Linked DNA regions of Homo sapiens: region 1 is linked to region 2. The links are chromatin contacts, found by Hi-C or POLR2A ChIA-PET in ENCODE. All regions are on one chromosome and are shown on one strand. The core of a region is the stretch at or near the end of the contact, and the rest is flanking DNA. Distances in the headings are between cores, read along the strand shown. Region 1 overlaps BCAT1 (branched chain amino acid transaminase 1). Region 2 overlaps PYROXD1 (pyridine nucleotide-disulphide oxidoreductase domain 1).

Region 1 (3,456 bases), core at 357-2,856, 3.4 Mb before region 2:
ACCACACAGCTCAAAACAAAAACAGTTACATCATTCAGAGGTGGTACCATCATTATTTTTATGGATGGGAGATGTCAGAATTTAAGTACACTCTGAATCAGAGCTACATGATTTAACCAGAAACACCAGAAACTGTCCTGGTGGAAAATTGTTCTTTATCCAAACAATAATCATGAAACATTTCCACCATGGCTTTTAAAGGTCAGAATAGAAATGAGTGAGTTTGTCTTCTGCCTCTTGCAAAATATACAAGACCTTAAGACTGTTAGTTACTATTCAGATTATGGTTGCCTGGGATAACTTTAGTTTTAATATACTCCTTCACTTTGGGGATGTTCATCTAACAGAACAAATAAAATTCAGAATAAGGAGAAAGGAAATAGAATATATATTTGAAGTAAATAGAATGTTAGGAAAAACCTTTGGGCTAAAAAAAAAGACATGCAATTCTGAAGTAACTTTGATTTATATCATATGATTTTAAGAAAATACAATGAACAAACGAGTTGAAAATCAGCACAATACTGATTTTCACAAACGTTACCGATAGGAGGTATAAACAGAGTTCTTTCGGTAATAGCCTGCCGTCTTTTCATGAGCGCCCACACACACTGCTCCTGTTGGTTGAGATGGCTGGTGCAGGAAGGTGGATGGGGTGGTGGATAGTGTGTGTTCAAAGCACAGTGCTGTGCACAGTCACTATGTGTGGCACTCAGCTTGTAACTCATGGGAGTTTTGATTTCAGTAACAGCACCCATGGTGGCAAGATCACACATCATCACTCTGTTGATGAGTAATTTAACCCATACGCTTGCTATTCACCATTTGAACAAAGCATTGTATCATATCCTGGACCCTGGAGATACCCTGAAAAATAAGACCCAGGCCTTGTGGTTGAGTTCACAGTCACTTTGGGAAAACAACCACAGCAGTGAATCTCGGTATTGCTCAGGCCACATCATGAGTCTTCTCGGACACGTCAGGCGTGTATACGGACTCGACTTGGAGCACTCTTCCTCAGATGTCTGTACCGCTTGCTCTTTGACATCCTCCAAATCTTTGCTTACAAATCCCATTCTCAGTCTGGCTTTCCTTGAGCTCTTAATCAAAATCATAAACTCCATTTCCCATTTCTCCTCAGCATTCCAGCATTCTCCATTGCTTTTCCTTCTTTGTTTCCCCCTGTGTAGTCTAACATACTATCAACACAATAAATGTTTACCTGTGTCTATTAGAAAGTAAGCAGGGAGATATGTCAGTTTTGTTCACTGCTGTATTCATAGAGCTTAAAACGGTAAACAGCACTCAATATGTATTTGTAGAATAAATGGCTAATTGTGCTGATGGTGTTTAGGGCACTTATGCAGACCTACATTCCTGGTTTCCATTAGTGTTTGACTTTGGGAAGTCACAGATGAATCCTGCTGTTATTGCTTCTAAATTCCTCATCTCCTAAAAATGACTTCTTTGTCAAAAACAAGCTGCATTTGTAGGTTCTGTTTTCCTCATGTTGGGCAATCTGGAGTGATTTCTGGCTCTTGTAAGTATGTTTGTGGTTGCAGAGGAAAATGAATATTTCTCACCCAAATGTTGTCATGTCATCATCTCTGTCTGGCAACCAGAGAAGCAGATGTTCTGTTCCTTGACCTCAGGCTAGTGGTTACAGTTCTGGGTGTTAAACATGTTTCACAAAACAGCACTTGCACATGCGGGGCTGCTGTTTTCATTTAACTTCATGTAGTCTCAGGGCTCAGCAAGCTTTAGGAAAGGTCCGGTTTGGGGGCACTGGAAGTGTGTGTGTGTGTGTACATATATATACACACACAAATAGATCCATACATTTATGTATCTAGTTGGCTAGCTATTGCAAAACACATGTTTATTTTGAGATCATCAACACTTCTAAACATGACAAAGAGTAGCCCTAAGAACATTGCCAAGAACAAATTTTCTCCTTTCCAGAAAGCAATTTTCAGCAGATGATTTTCAGAAACAAAATTCAAAAAAGCCATACTGCTGTATCCTAGCAAAGATAACTTATTCGTTTATTTTTTACTCAAAAACATTTATTATATACACTCTGGGCTAGGCACAATGCCCAGTTTTGAGGATAGAAGGATGAAGATAGAGTTTGGTATTCCAGATAGAGCTTGATTGTTGGGCATGTCTGATGTAACCCCAGTGGAGTGGGCGAGCCTAGAACCACCATGTATTGAGGGAGAGGGTGGTGGCCTCAGTGTCAGGACTCACTAGATTCAGACTCCTGGGTGTCAGAAGTGGGGAGGAAAGGGAGATGCTGAGTGCCAGAGGGTACTGTAAGGAGAGCTTGTGCAGCTGATGGATCATGCATGATGCCTGTGAACAATTGTCCTACTAGACCTCACAGTAGTTAGGGATGTCTGCAGTCATCTCACAGTAGAGCAGTAGCTCAGCTTTGGAGTTTTGTTTCTTGAATGTCTTCTTTTTTAACCGTACACGTGCTTGAGCTCACTCTGATAAGCCCATTACATTTGAATCTCAGAGAGCAAAGGCAGCATCTCCATACTTGTTGCTGATGCTCCACCAGGTTTGAAAATCACTAAAGATAGACTCTTAGGCTGGGTGCGGTGGCTCACATCTGTAATCTCAGCACTTTGGGAGGCCGAAGTGGGCAGATCATCTGAGCTCAGGAGTTCGAGACCAGCCTGACCAACATGGTGAAACCCCGTCTCTACTAAAAATACAAAAATTAGCCAGGCGTGGTGGCGCGTACCTGTAATCCCAGCTACTCAGGAGGCTGAGGCAGGAGAATCACTTGACCCTGGGAGGCAGAGGGTGCAGTGAGCTGAGATGGTGCCACTGCACTCCAGCCTGGGTAACCTAAAAAAAAAAAAAAAAAAAAAAAATTAGACTTTCCAAGGGCAGCGTGGAAGCAGTGACCAGCCTGAGTAGGCACGCACACTTCTTGGGGATAGCCTCCTCCATAGCATTCTTAGAAGGTTTGGTAATGACCAGTTTTTCTGAGTAAGACCCTATCTACATTATTCTAATTAGTAACCACCTTTCATCTGCTAAGGTAAATTTTCACTTCAGAATATTCCTCTTAAGACCATGCAATAACTCTTACTGTTTGTTGGTGGAAAACCATCTCATTATTTTACTGGTTAAGGGTAAACTGAAGATGATTAGATAACTTTCCTTCCTTCCCTCCCCCCTTCCTCCCTTCCTTCTCTTTCTTCCTTCCTTTCTCCCTCCCTCCCTCCCTCTCTCTTTCTTTCCTTCTCTCTTTCTTTTCTTTTCTTTTTTCTTTCTTTCTTTCTTTTTTCTTTCTTCCTTCCTTCGTTCCTTCCTCCCTCCCTCCCTCTCTCTCTTTCTTTCTTTCTCTTTTCTTTCTTTCTTTCTTTCTTTCTTTCTTTCTTTCTTTCTTTCTTTCTCTCTTTCTTTTCTTTCTTTCTTTCTTTCTCTTTCTCTTTCCTT
Region 2 (3,642 bases), core at 481-2,980:
TATGAGAATTAATGAGCTAGGTGCTACACTTACCTTCAGTTGTATATCTGGTTCTTTTATGTGCAATTTTAGCCTCTGATTTTTCAGCAATGAGCTTTGAAGTCAAGAATTCAGCTGCTCCTGCATCGAAGAAAGTATTCCCTATAGCTTTATCTTTAATGGCCCAAATCACTTCACAGCCTTCAATTTCATACCTAAAAACAATGTTAAAGTTACTAAGAGTGATTTCAAAAGTCTAAGTAAAAAATCTTTGCATTTGCAAATAATGATCTCCTGAAGCAAAAGTAGGGAATACATTTTTAAGGCTAACTGGGAAAGATTGATTATAAAGAGGAATATTAACGTTCTTTACAGATGTTAAGAATTAAAAATTGAATAGTAAAAGAATCTGAAGCAGTTTACAGAAAGAACCTTTAAGTGACAAATACATGTACTGAATATCAAGTAAAATTTCATTACAGTGTACATCATTAGAAAATGTTCAATTTCTACAATACACTTATTATATGAATGGCCCCCAGGGGTAAGCAGTGCTTTTTAAAAAATCTGGTTATAGTGTAATCAAGTAATGGATGGATGGCACATAGCTATAATATTGAGAATCAGTCACTTATTTGGTAACAACTTTTTATATCTTCAAAGCACATTACGGAAAGGGATAGAAAATGGAAAGAATCAGAGTTATAAGCTAAAAATCTTAAGGATCAAGATCAAGGATCAAGGATCTTAGAGGAAGGAAAGAATGAAAATGGTATATATAAGCCACCTTCTATTACTATTTACCACTAATGTAAGGTAATGGGCATGTGATATTTTATTCTAGGTTTAGATGCTAAGAAGTGGTTTTCCTAACAATATTCCTTTCACAAAGTCCCTGAAGTCCATTATAATTAAGGTGATCACATAATTTATCACCTAACCTGGGATACTATCTGCTACTAATAATCATTTTTGGTACAACTGGTGGAAATGGAGACAATCCCAGACAAACAAGATATATGGCCATCCTAACTATAATAGGATTTTATCTAAACTTGCGATACTAATAAAATACTGTAAAAAGTTAAGGTATTAATTTTTCACATTTCTTTACGGTACAAAGTATTGTCATCTTTATTTCACAGACTGATATAACATAGGTTACACGACTTTTCAAGACTAATCAATAAACAGATTACGAAAAAAGGTTTAGTACATCTGAATCCAGGTCACTTGATATTCATACTTTTCAACATATGGTGATAAGGAACTCCTTGCTTTACCTAATAAGTCTTCGTTTTTCCAGCTCTTCTATGTCAGTAAACATAGAAGATTATTGGGTGAACATTCTATTTTATGTTACTCTGGTCATATAGCATTACTGACCAGCGGAAAGTGGAATACACACAAATTTGGTAATAAAGTTTGTATTTCAATTTACATACAGGCATACAGTTATCATGTAATGCTTTCTTTTTGAAAAACTGGGAATTTCTCTATATTACCATTTTTAAATTTAAAGTAATATTACACTATAACACCTATCAGTGCACTTCAGCATACTGATGACTGACTAGCAGACAAAGTTATTACAAGTAACCACAAGAAACTTCAGTACTTGCTCTACCTCCTAGGACACCTTCTAATCCTCTTTTCCTGACTTGAACTATGTTCTCAGCAAGATGCACAGTTTGACGATTATCATCACACAGAGGGGAAATACTGCTTTCATTTTGAAAATGACTCTACAGAAGCAGACAATGAGATATTACGGTTTTGTGAAGTTATGAAAAACAGTATCTGTTTGAAAAGGAAAGGATTAACTTACACTTAGAAAGGAGAAAACAGATAATAACTGAAATAAATGTATAATGAAGAACATTAGTATTAGTTTCACTGAAACACAGTGTAGAAAGGGTATGGGTATGCCAAGTTTCACGAGAGACAAAGACCTAATCACGCAGCAGACCTCAAGTCAGAGAATAACATTATGTGGGTCCATTTTTAATTACCAAAGAAGAGCTTACTAAATACAAAACTATGAGTTTTATCCAATTATACAGTCTTCAATCTCCAACTTAAAGAAAATGATGAATAGGATTAAATGTAAGACTCTGAACATTTTTGAACATAAAATTTTTAAATGTAAATAACAATTATAATAATAGTAAGTGATACTTTGGTGAGAGCTGATAGAGAAAATCTGGCATGTATATACTATACACAAGGATTTGAAGCCCCATTTACAATAAATCTATACCTCTTCCCTCTTGGCCCACATTTTGGTTTTGACCCTTTCTCTGTATTTCTCCATATAATGCCACAAACTTCATAATAACAATAATGACTGTTACCCATAGTACTCAGGCAATTTAAGAACTCTTACAGGCTTCCACTGGGTGAGATCATCCGCTAAAAGAGGGGCAAAAACCTAGTCTGAGAGTTGGATTGAATGCAAGTGAGCAAAGATATGGCTTTGGCAGAGTCCTTATTTTGATTCAAATTTGTCCTCTTTGTGGTTTGACTCAACTTTATGGCCTGAAAAAGATCCAGACTATTTCATGTCAATCATCTGCTAGAGGATAAAATCATGAAGTGAATCAATCTTCTGCAGGACACAGCAGGATATTTCTCAATGGTTTTTGAACTTGTAATATCGTCTTAAGATGAAAATTAATTAATGTGTTCACATTTCCCAAGCTACCAAAAAAAGAGCTGCAAGAACCACATATCCTAAAACAGGAGTCACAAACATTTTGGGTGACACTGGCCAGACAGGTAACATAAATGAGTGTAGCAGGATTTATCATATAAGCAATAAAAAGTGGTGAGGGCTATCACTAGAAATCTCAAAAGGTGTAAATATTTGAATTATTTTTAAACATAAAATATACTTATAAAACACATTTATGGGCCAAATTTGGCCAATCACCTTGAGACCTAAAGCATTCCCAAAACATATATATTTTATAATAAAATTTCTACAATTACGGATTCCACAAGAGCTAAAAAAATATGGTGGATTTTTCCCCTTGAAAACATATGAAAATTATATTTATCTTTGATTTTCAGAATAAAAAACATTTTCCAGTCTGCCAACAAATCACAAGAATCACAAAGCAATTGTTTAATTTAAAAACAAATTATTTTTAAACAATTTAAATGTTATCATATTTAAAAATATATACTTACACTAACTCAAGTGCAATACCACCGTTCCCTATGATCATTATTCTTTTAGCTTTAGTAAGCTGTTTCTGAAATTCCTATGTTAAAAAGAAAATAATGAGGTAGTATTTTGTAATAGTGGGCAATAATCTGAAATATGAGGCTTCGATAATATTCTAAAAATGTAAATATTTTATTGAATTTGTAAAGGAAAAAAATGAATCTCACTTTCCCACTGTATCAGGGTACATCCTCTCAATTAATATAACAAAAGTCCCCCTTTATGCTTTATCCCAAGCTGCCTTTATAGCAATGCCTCTCCTGATTTTCCTTTCCTTTTAGGTCATTACATTTACAGTACTTCAGAATTTCGGCAGGAGGCACTATTAACTTACCACATTCCCAATTATTTGACCAAATCAATTATTCTTTCTTTTCACCTAGACTCTCAGTTTCCCTAGAGTTACTCAACACTTAAAACTTCTAGGAATGAGA

What was found. Hi-C counts contacts between places; a loop is a spot of excess contacts on that map. ChIA-PET counts read pairs that join two places held with the same protein, here RNA polymerase II (POLR2A). Pooled maps may share reads with other maps.
Region 1: a pooled map shows a loop between it and region 2 (3-fold over the local background). The contact joins two enhancer-like sites. A Hi-C loop is called at or near these places in 2 of 50 pooled maps. POLR2A ChIA-PET finds 5 or more read pairs at or near these places in 2 of 52 experiments (AG04449 and PC-9).

What each region holds. Positions count from the first base shown.
Region 1 is chr12:24,836,866-24,840,321 of GRCh38, reverse strand. The region is part of intron 7 of BCAT1 (branched chain amino acid transaminase 1); the gene reads left to right. Among named protein-coding and RNA genes, the nearest start is that of BCAT1-AS1, 19 kb to the right of the region's middle. RefSeq lists a silencer at 521-710. Within about 2 kb of position 1,606, at least 7 of the 41 ENCODE cell types and tissues checked have a DNase peak (open chromatin) inside an H3K27ac peak, as active enhancers do.
Region 2 is chr12:21,451,684-21,455,325 of GRCh38, reverse strand. It overlaps PYROXD1 (pyridine nucleotide-disulphide oxidoreductase domain 1), which reads right to left. Exons shown (of 12, transcript NM_024854.5): 5 at 3,172-3,245; 6 at 34-194. Among named protein-coding and RNA genes, the nearest start is that of PYROXD1, 16 kb to the right of the region's middle. Within about 2 kb of position 1,730, at least 3 of the 41 ENCODE cell types and tissues checked have a DNase peak (open chromatin) inside an H3K27ac peak, as active enhancers do.